2 separate regions of the Homo sapiens genome follow, and region 2 is linked to region 1. Evidence: chromatin contacts called from ENCODE Hi-C or POLR2A ChIA-PET data. All regions are on one chromosome and are shown on one strand. The core of a region is the stretch at or near the end of the contact, and the rest is flanking DNA. Distances in the headings are between cores, read along the strand shown. Region 1 overlaps LRIG1 (leucine rich repeats and immunoglobulin like domains 1). Region 2 overlaps LRIG1 (leucine rich repeats and immunoglobulin like domains 1).

The links. A loop is a pair of places that touch in the nucleus more often than their neighbours do. ChIA-PET counts read pairs that join two places held with the same protein, here RNA polymerase II (POLR2A). Pooled maps may share reads with other maps.
Region 2: a map with no recorded cell type shows a loop between it and region 1 (3-fold over the local background). The contact joins two enhancer-like sites. A Hi-C loop is called at or near these places in 6 of 168 maps with a recorded cell type or tissue (Right ventricle myocardium inferior, aorta, ascending aorta and 3 more), 1 of 37 single-sample maps with no recorded cell type and 6 of 50 pooled maps. POLR2A ChIA-PET finds 5 or more read pairs at or near these places in 2 of 52 experiments (H1 and WTC11).

Annotation. Positions count from the first base shown.
Region 1 is chr3:66,392,464-66,396,086 of GRCh38, forward strand. LRIG1 (leucine rich repeats and immunoglobulin like domains 1) reads right to left here. Exons shown (of 19, transcript NM_015541.3): 12 at 1,577-1,740. Among named protein-coding and RNA genes, the nearest start is that of LRIG1, 110 kb to the right of the region's middle. RefSeq lists an enhancer at 1,145-1,194. Within about 2 kb of position 1,753, at least 9 of the 41 ENCODE cell types and tissues checked have a DNase peak (open chromatin) inside an H3K27ac peak, as active enhancers do; they include ascending aorta, where a contact is called at or near this core.
Region 2 is chr3:66,449,114-66,452,736 of GRCh38, forward strand. LRIG1 (leucine rich repeats and immunoglobulin like domains 1) reads right to left here. Exons shown (of 19, transcript NM_015541.3): 3 at 2,446-2,520. Among named protein-coding and RNA genes, the nearest start is that of LRIG1, 50 kb to the right of the region's middle. Within about 2 kb of position 1,683, at least 18 of the 41 ENCODE cell types and tissues checked have a DNase peak (open chromatin) inside an H3K27ac peak, as active enhancers do; they include ascending aorta, where a contact is called at or near this core.

The DNA.
Region 1 (3,623 bases), core at 503-3,002:
GGATTCTAGCTGTCCTAGTGGATGTGGAGTGCTTATGTTTCCGTTTTTAAAAAAGGAGTGGGAGACTCCCATAAAGCCTGAAACCTTGATCTTCTGCCAAGTGTTTTCATGATTCCCATTAACACCTGACGTTTTTAGAGGGGGGGAAGCTTGAGCTAAAATGTGGGGGTGGGGATGACAGATGTGAAATAAACAACTCTTGCAATCCAGAATATGCCAGGGCCACAGGCTGGGGGCTAGGTGAACTTACCAAAGTCCTACCTGGCTCACCCAGAGGGAAAGCCTGCCCTATGGCAGGAAAGGGGAGGGAGCGATGGAAAGCTTTATTTGAGGGAGGTCTATAAACAATTTAAGGGTCAAGGACTTGATGACAATGGGCCAATGAACAATGGATTATACAGCCATTTTGTGCCTGGATAATGGAGCTGTGCGAGCATTAGATTCCACACAGAAGGCTCCATAAGACAGATCGGTATGAAAAGTCAGTTTGGAGAGCTGCTGCCATGTTCGCAGTGGGTTTAAGACGTGTCCCTGGTCTGGATCCAGAGGAAGTTCAGCAGGCCTGTTCTCAAAAGTGGTGATGGTGAAGGTAGGGGTGGATGCATGGAGAGGGCACACACATCTTGCCTCCAGCAGGCACACTGGCTACTCCAGCAGGCACAATGGCTATTGCTATGGCCAGAAAGTAGGAGACAGAAGTGGCCCACAAGGGTTGCCATATGGATGGGTGAGTTCCTGGTTAGGATCCTCACAGCAGGGATCTCAAGGCTCAAGGGAGACCAGTGAGCACAAAAGGCAGGAGGGACTTAACACCTGCCCAGCAGTTCCAGTCAGGCCTGGGAATCCCACTCTTGCTCCTGCTTAGAGCAAGCAAACAGGAAAAACTCAAAATTCATCTCATTTTTTGACCATGTCTTCCTGACCGTGAGCCTGTGTCAGTCCTGTCTGAGCTAGCCTGCGTGTGTGTTTTCAGCTGTTCAGCATTTTCTGTGCTCTCTGCAACCAAACTTGGATCCCGACTCCCAGTCAAAAAGATGGCAAGAGCTACGCTCCAGGAATCAGAAGGCAAAAAGAATGTAAAGCTGCAAGTGCAGATTTCAGTGGTTTGGAGAAACAGCAAGAGTACAAGTCAACATCAAGGAATTATTTTTACTACAGCAACTGTTCTCCTGAGACTTGTTCTTCCTGTATTTAACCTTTCATTCTTGGGGTCGGAAAGAAACACACATTAAAACGCCAGCCTCGTACGCGGAGTACATTCGCAGCTAAACCCGGGCACCAGAGCCCTTCTGAAACAACAGAACTATCTTCCTGTAACTGATTATTCTGATTTGTAACTGAACCAACTTATACTCCCTTCTGATTAAATGCATGTCCTCCAAGAACCACATAATGAGGCAACTCTACGGTAAATACTGTGTGTGGTTTCAGCAAGAAATAAATTGCATCCAGCAGCTGATCTGTAACCACGGGCTGGGGTTTACTCTGATCACAGGAATTACTCCCATAATGAAGAGTACCTCCTGGCTTCCTTGTCCTTCATGAAGGAGAGAAAAAGTTACAAAGACAGTCTTACCGCACACGAAACTCTCTGGTGGCACAGAGAAAATGCTCTGACCCTTCAGTGATTCTGGGTGGGCACAGGTGGCTGTCACAAAGGCCTGCAGCATCCTGCCAATTAGCCACGGGGGCAGCCACTTCAGCTGGCAGTCACACAGGAAGCTGTCGCTGCTGATATGGCTGAAAGAAACACAACAGTGGATGCTTCAGGTGCAGCCGCAAAGGAGGGACACTCCCTTCACACACACAATGATCAGTCGCCTCCAATCAGCTTCTCAAGTGAACATCAGCAAGCTGGAAGGGGGAAATGGTTTTTCTCACACTTCCTCTCCAATTTCCCAGGGCAGTGCATATAACCCACCTGGAGATTTTGAAAAAATGCAGTTGCTGATTGGGTGGGTCAGGAGTGGAACCCACGACTCTGCTAACAAGTTCACGTATCATGCTGGGGCTGCTGACCCAAGGACCGCAACTGGAGCAGCAGCAACGTGGAGCTTATCCATGCCATGTTCTGGGACAGACACTGTTCCTGTGTGACCCTGGGCTGCCTTCTGACCTCTCCTGACCTCTGATACATCCAACAGTGCTATGCTGCCACCATCCCCCCTCTGGTTTTTCCCACTTTCCTGATAAACTACTTGGAGCTTCCAAACTCGGCCTGAGACTTTGATCCAAATTCTGCAACAAGTTCCGAGGAGGGCTCTTTTGCCTCATGGCTGTTCCTTTTCCATTTGGCAAAGCTGCATGTTTTCTTACTTCCAAATGTAATAAGCCCCGTCACTGTGCCACCCTCTTGTTTGTGCCTTGATCTTTGCACCAGTATTCTTCAGGGGGCCGGCAGAATTCGGCTCTGCTCCCTAAATAGTGCTTGTTAGTTAATTGCCACTGCCCAGGGAGCATGAGAATGCACAACTTTAGCTTTGTGGGGCTCCAACCAAAACAGAGAATATTTTCTTTTTCATTTCTCAGCAACTAAGGATAAGCTTTTTAAACAGAAATCGGAATCGCCATCTCAGCGGACATTCCTTCCTGAGGAGTCACTTGAAGATAAGTCAACCAAGAGTCTAGCTGCCTTGTTCCTGGAAGACCTCAGAGCTGTGAGCTAAAGAATGATGGCTGGCCCACGATAAGGGAAGACTGGGAAAGAGAGCACACAGGCTTCCCTGCAATACACTGTCTCTGGTACATGGTGACAAACAGGAGGCACAGGTATGCGCAGAAATTCCAAAAACATCATGCAGGCCAAGAGCACGACTTTGGCTGCCTTCTCCACCCACCACTGTCCTCAGACATCAACAAAGCAACCAAATGGACTGGCCTTCCATTTTCTTCTGTTTCTCTCCAGATTTCTAATGAGCAGAGAAACTGTCACAGCAAGGAAGAATGAAGTGTAAGCAGATGACCCAAGGCTAAATTAAGTAAAATCCACTCTTCCTCATGTTCCCCATCACCCCTAGATGAGTTGGGCATCTTATTAAAATAATTATAATTTTGGAAAGTGCTTTTCCAAAAACAGAAATAACTTATCTCAAGGCCATTATAACTGGGATGCTGGCCCATATTAGATCTTAAAATCAGCATGAGAGTTTGCATTTTTATTTCACGGGCAGGTAGCGTTCTGCTGAGAGCCATCTGGAGGGCTGTCCTACTGTGGAGTCACTGCAGGTGGCGGAAGGGCTGTAACGGCCATCCCTGAGGAAATGGTCAATTCCCATGCAGTGTTTGGGGAGGGCAGCTCCCAGGAGTGCACCCTGCATGGGGGTCAGGGCTGGCTGCGCCAGGCATGGGGGGAACTCAGCCTGGATGGAGAACTCTCCGCTGTCAGAAGCACCTCCAGCTCCCCAGCAAGAGGGCACTTCCGTGCAGTCAGGCAGAACAGCCTGGGCACTGTTCACGAAAGCCTAGGAGAGAAGGCTGGGCCATCCCTGTGCGACGTTAAGCATTTGTGCAGGACACAAGGACATATTCCATTTGAACCACAGGAACAAACGGGAAAACAAATTTGACATTTATCTTTGATCAGACACATGTAGAAAGGGCTAAGCCTCATCCTACACACGCCC
Region 2 (3,623 bases), core at 433-2,932, 57 kb after region 1:
CATCCACTGCCTGCTCTGTTGTTTTCTCCCTTGTCCTTTGCACGGTCCACTTGGGAAATACAGAAAAGGCATGAAGCATTATCAATAATCCAGCTGCCCAGATGTCATGCTGCTAACCTAACTTGCCAGCACTGAATCCAGGCATCCAATCTAAGAATGGGGAACACAGGCACCTCAGAGAAAACCAAGATAAAGCCCCTTCGGTTTCTGTCATTTCAGAGAAATCACTGACCAAGTCAGATGGTGCCCAACTTCAGGCCAAAGAGCTGGCTGCCAGTGCTAACCTGCATTTTCCAAACTGAATCCAAACAGGGAGTAACTCTCTTTTTTTTCTCTCCTGCTTTACATACTTCAATGCTGTCTAATGGAATAGCAGGAACAAGGCCAAACAGCCCCACTTCTCTTGGCACTTGGGCCAAGGAACAGAAATGTATTTTTAGTCAGCAGAGCAAGGTGCAATTCTAAGTGCCACAGGCCCGTGGGGCAAACTGGGGGCCCTGCCTGCCTCTGGCACAGTGTGGTTCAGAGTCACCTGCCACGCTCCTGCCCCGAGTGCATGGGGTTAAAGGAGTGATGCAAAGGCGTTTGTGTCTGGTCTCAGTTCCACCTCTCACTTTTACAACTTATAAGACCTCCAGGGAGGCTCAGTTTCCTCTCTGACAACACAGAGATATTCTCTGTGGCCCTAGCTTCCTCACTATGTGAGGAACAAGAGCAGTTACATCAGCATTTCTCAAACTTGAACTCGTGGACAAACGGCCAGGGCCCTTGTTAAATGGAGCTTCTGATCCAGTAGTGTTGGCATTAAGCCTGAGGTTCTGCATTTCTAACAAGCTCGAAGCTAACTCAATACTGATGGTCCATGACCTGTGCTTTAAGCAGCAAGGAGCTCCTAGCATCTTCAAGTGCTTTGCTTTATGGACACACAACAGGTTATCACATCCCTATCAGCCTCACATAAGACGAACTCATTGATTAAGCCAAAAATTAAACACCTTCCAGATGCTGGGCCCACAAACCAAGTGGGTACAAAATAAAGTCAGACCTTTACCCATCAAGGGAACAAAGGGCCACAAACCTTCCTTCCAGCACTTCACAGAAACAGAGACTGACTCTTAAATCCTGCGGCCTTAAAGGTGAGATCCTGCCAAGATCCAAGGAGCTACGTGACAACTAGCCACCAGCCAATGACAGTAACCACCATTTGTCAAACACTCCCACAGAATGCTGGGAGCTTCATATACATTCCACTCCCCCGGGCCTCACTTTCCTCATGTATAAAATGGGTCAAAAATGCATTATGTAAATGAGGGAAACGAGGTTCAGAGAGACTAGGTCATCTGTCCAGGGCACAGAGTGAAGTGCAATTCTAACCCCCCACGCTCTCCTGCAATCCCACAATGCCATGAAAAGGGTTAAACCCAAGACCATGTTTCACAGGGACACAGCACCTCCTGAACACAGGGCATGCTGCCAGCCAAAGATCCGAGATCTGTAAGCTATGCCAGCACTCTTATTAATAGCACCTTCTTGCAAAGTTTCTCTGCTCAGCCTGCCGAGCCTCAGTATTGAGAAAAGATTCATATAGGTGAGCAAACTAATTATAAAACCAGCAAAATCAAAATAAAATTAAACTATGAAAGCCTGGAGTGGAAACAGGAAATTCAGTGTGAAGAGGGAGGTGCTCTGCTGGGGAAGCTGCCAATAAAATCTGGCAGAGAAAACTGTTGGACTCATGGCTGGTTTATCTGGAAAGTCTTCTGGGTGAGTTTAAAACAAGCAAGCTCCTCCACCTGACTGCTGAAGAAATAGGGGTAGGATCAGTGCTCAGTTCTCTAGCAAAGGTTTGTAACAGCACAAATGATAATATTCCCAATGGGTGCCTTCATGTCTTTTTAGCTAAGGCCCTTCATCTGCTTTTTCATTTCCAGTGTGCTGTCTAGAACAAATAGATCGCATCTTATCTAACACTTGACCATGACAACATAGTTTTACGTTGATTCCAGAGGCCTGGGGGCACTTTCTTTTTCTTAAAGCCACAAAAGTAAACTGAGTCACATTACCCAATTCACTGGCACAAAGATTAGCTTGCTGTCTTATAACTGACACAGCTTCCTTTAACTCCAGTTTTACTCAAAGTTGCAGCTTAACCAACCACAGAAGCAAGAAATCTAGTTCCATATACCTCTGCGCATTAAAAAAAAAAAAGACAAAAGACCTACTTTCTTGCAAATTAAAGATGAGGTAAAACTTCCAGCGTTTAATTCTGCAAATCCCAAAACAGCAAGCAAAGCGTTTGTCATGATCATGAGGGCCACATGAAGAAAGGTCTTTCTTCACCAGCGAGCACATGAACTCAAGTTATCCTGCCACCAGGTATCAGCAAGGCAACAAACACCATGGCCCCACCACACAGCCCAGAGTCCCCCAAACGGCACCACTTACAGAAAGAGAGAGACGACATGTGATGAAGCAGCGCCCAGGGATGGTACCGCTGTCAACTCATTATTATTGAGGTACCTGTAACAACAACAAGAAATTAATCATGTAAGGCATTTGAATTAGTCTGAAATCATACACATACAACAGAAATAAACAAACGCTGCTAAGTCTGCCACAGTAAACCTATATTCTAATGTTGGAGAAAAGAGAAAGAATTTAGCAGTGAGTTTTTAAAGGGAAAGAAGTCACATGAGATCACAAAAACTAGCCACTGATCACACCCATGGCTAGAAACAAACACTAAGGGGAAGCATCTCCTGTCTCCCATCAGCTTCCCATCAAACTCAGAAATCAAGACAAGGAACAGTGAGAACAAGCCAAGAGGCAGGTTCGGGACAAAAGCGCCCCTAAGACCATCGGTGAGAACACTCCCCGTGGGCCGAAATTTGCCCCTGTCAAAGGGCAACATGTGTGGAACAAGAGCCAGAGACTCACGCCCTGGCTCACATGGAGTTCTGAGGGGCTTGGGACACATGGGGCCAATTATTTCAGTGCCTCATCTGTGAAATAACAAGGGAACTGGACTCAGAGACTCTCTTCCATTTGAGGTTCCAGCTGGACTCTGATGAAGCCTCTGGATGCATCCCCCAGGAAAATGAACATATATACACACACTTTTGCGCATAGACACTTTGAAAATTCTCCACAGACGAGAGTTGCTCTCCAAGCTCCCTTCCTGCTAAAATAGTCCAAATATGTATTTCCATAGTTAATATCTCTTAACGGAAGGGGAAACCCACGAACCAAAGCACGGCTCGCCTGGTCTGCCCCCAGAGGCTGTGCAATCTGGCCTCCTTACATGGACATGTATTTCCAAATCTGGGAAGAGAATCCAAAATCAGACTTGCAAAGTGAGCCCAACAATCCTTAAGAAAACCAAAGCAAAGTGTTCAGGCTTTCTGCCAGGTGATGGGCTAGAAAGAAATTGTACTTGCGATGCAAAGTCAAGGGGATAAAACTGGGTTCTTATTCTCAGTTTTTTAAGGGAGGTACGTCTAACACAGAGCATCCTGTTTCTGTTTGAAGACAAAGCAACTGAAATCACAGCTGTACTCATACAAGTATACAGCTAGCATGTGCTTGAAGAGAATAATCTGGTTGTCTGCCATCTTTTATAGAAG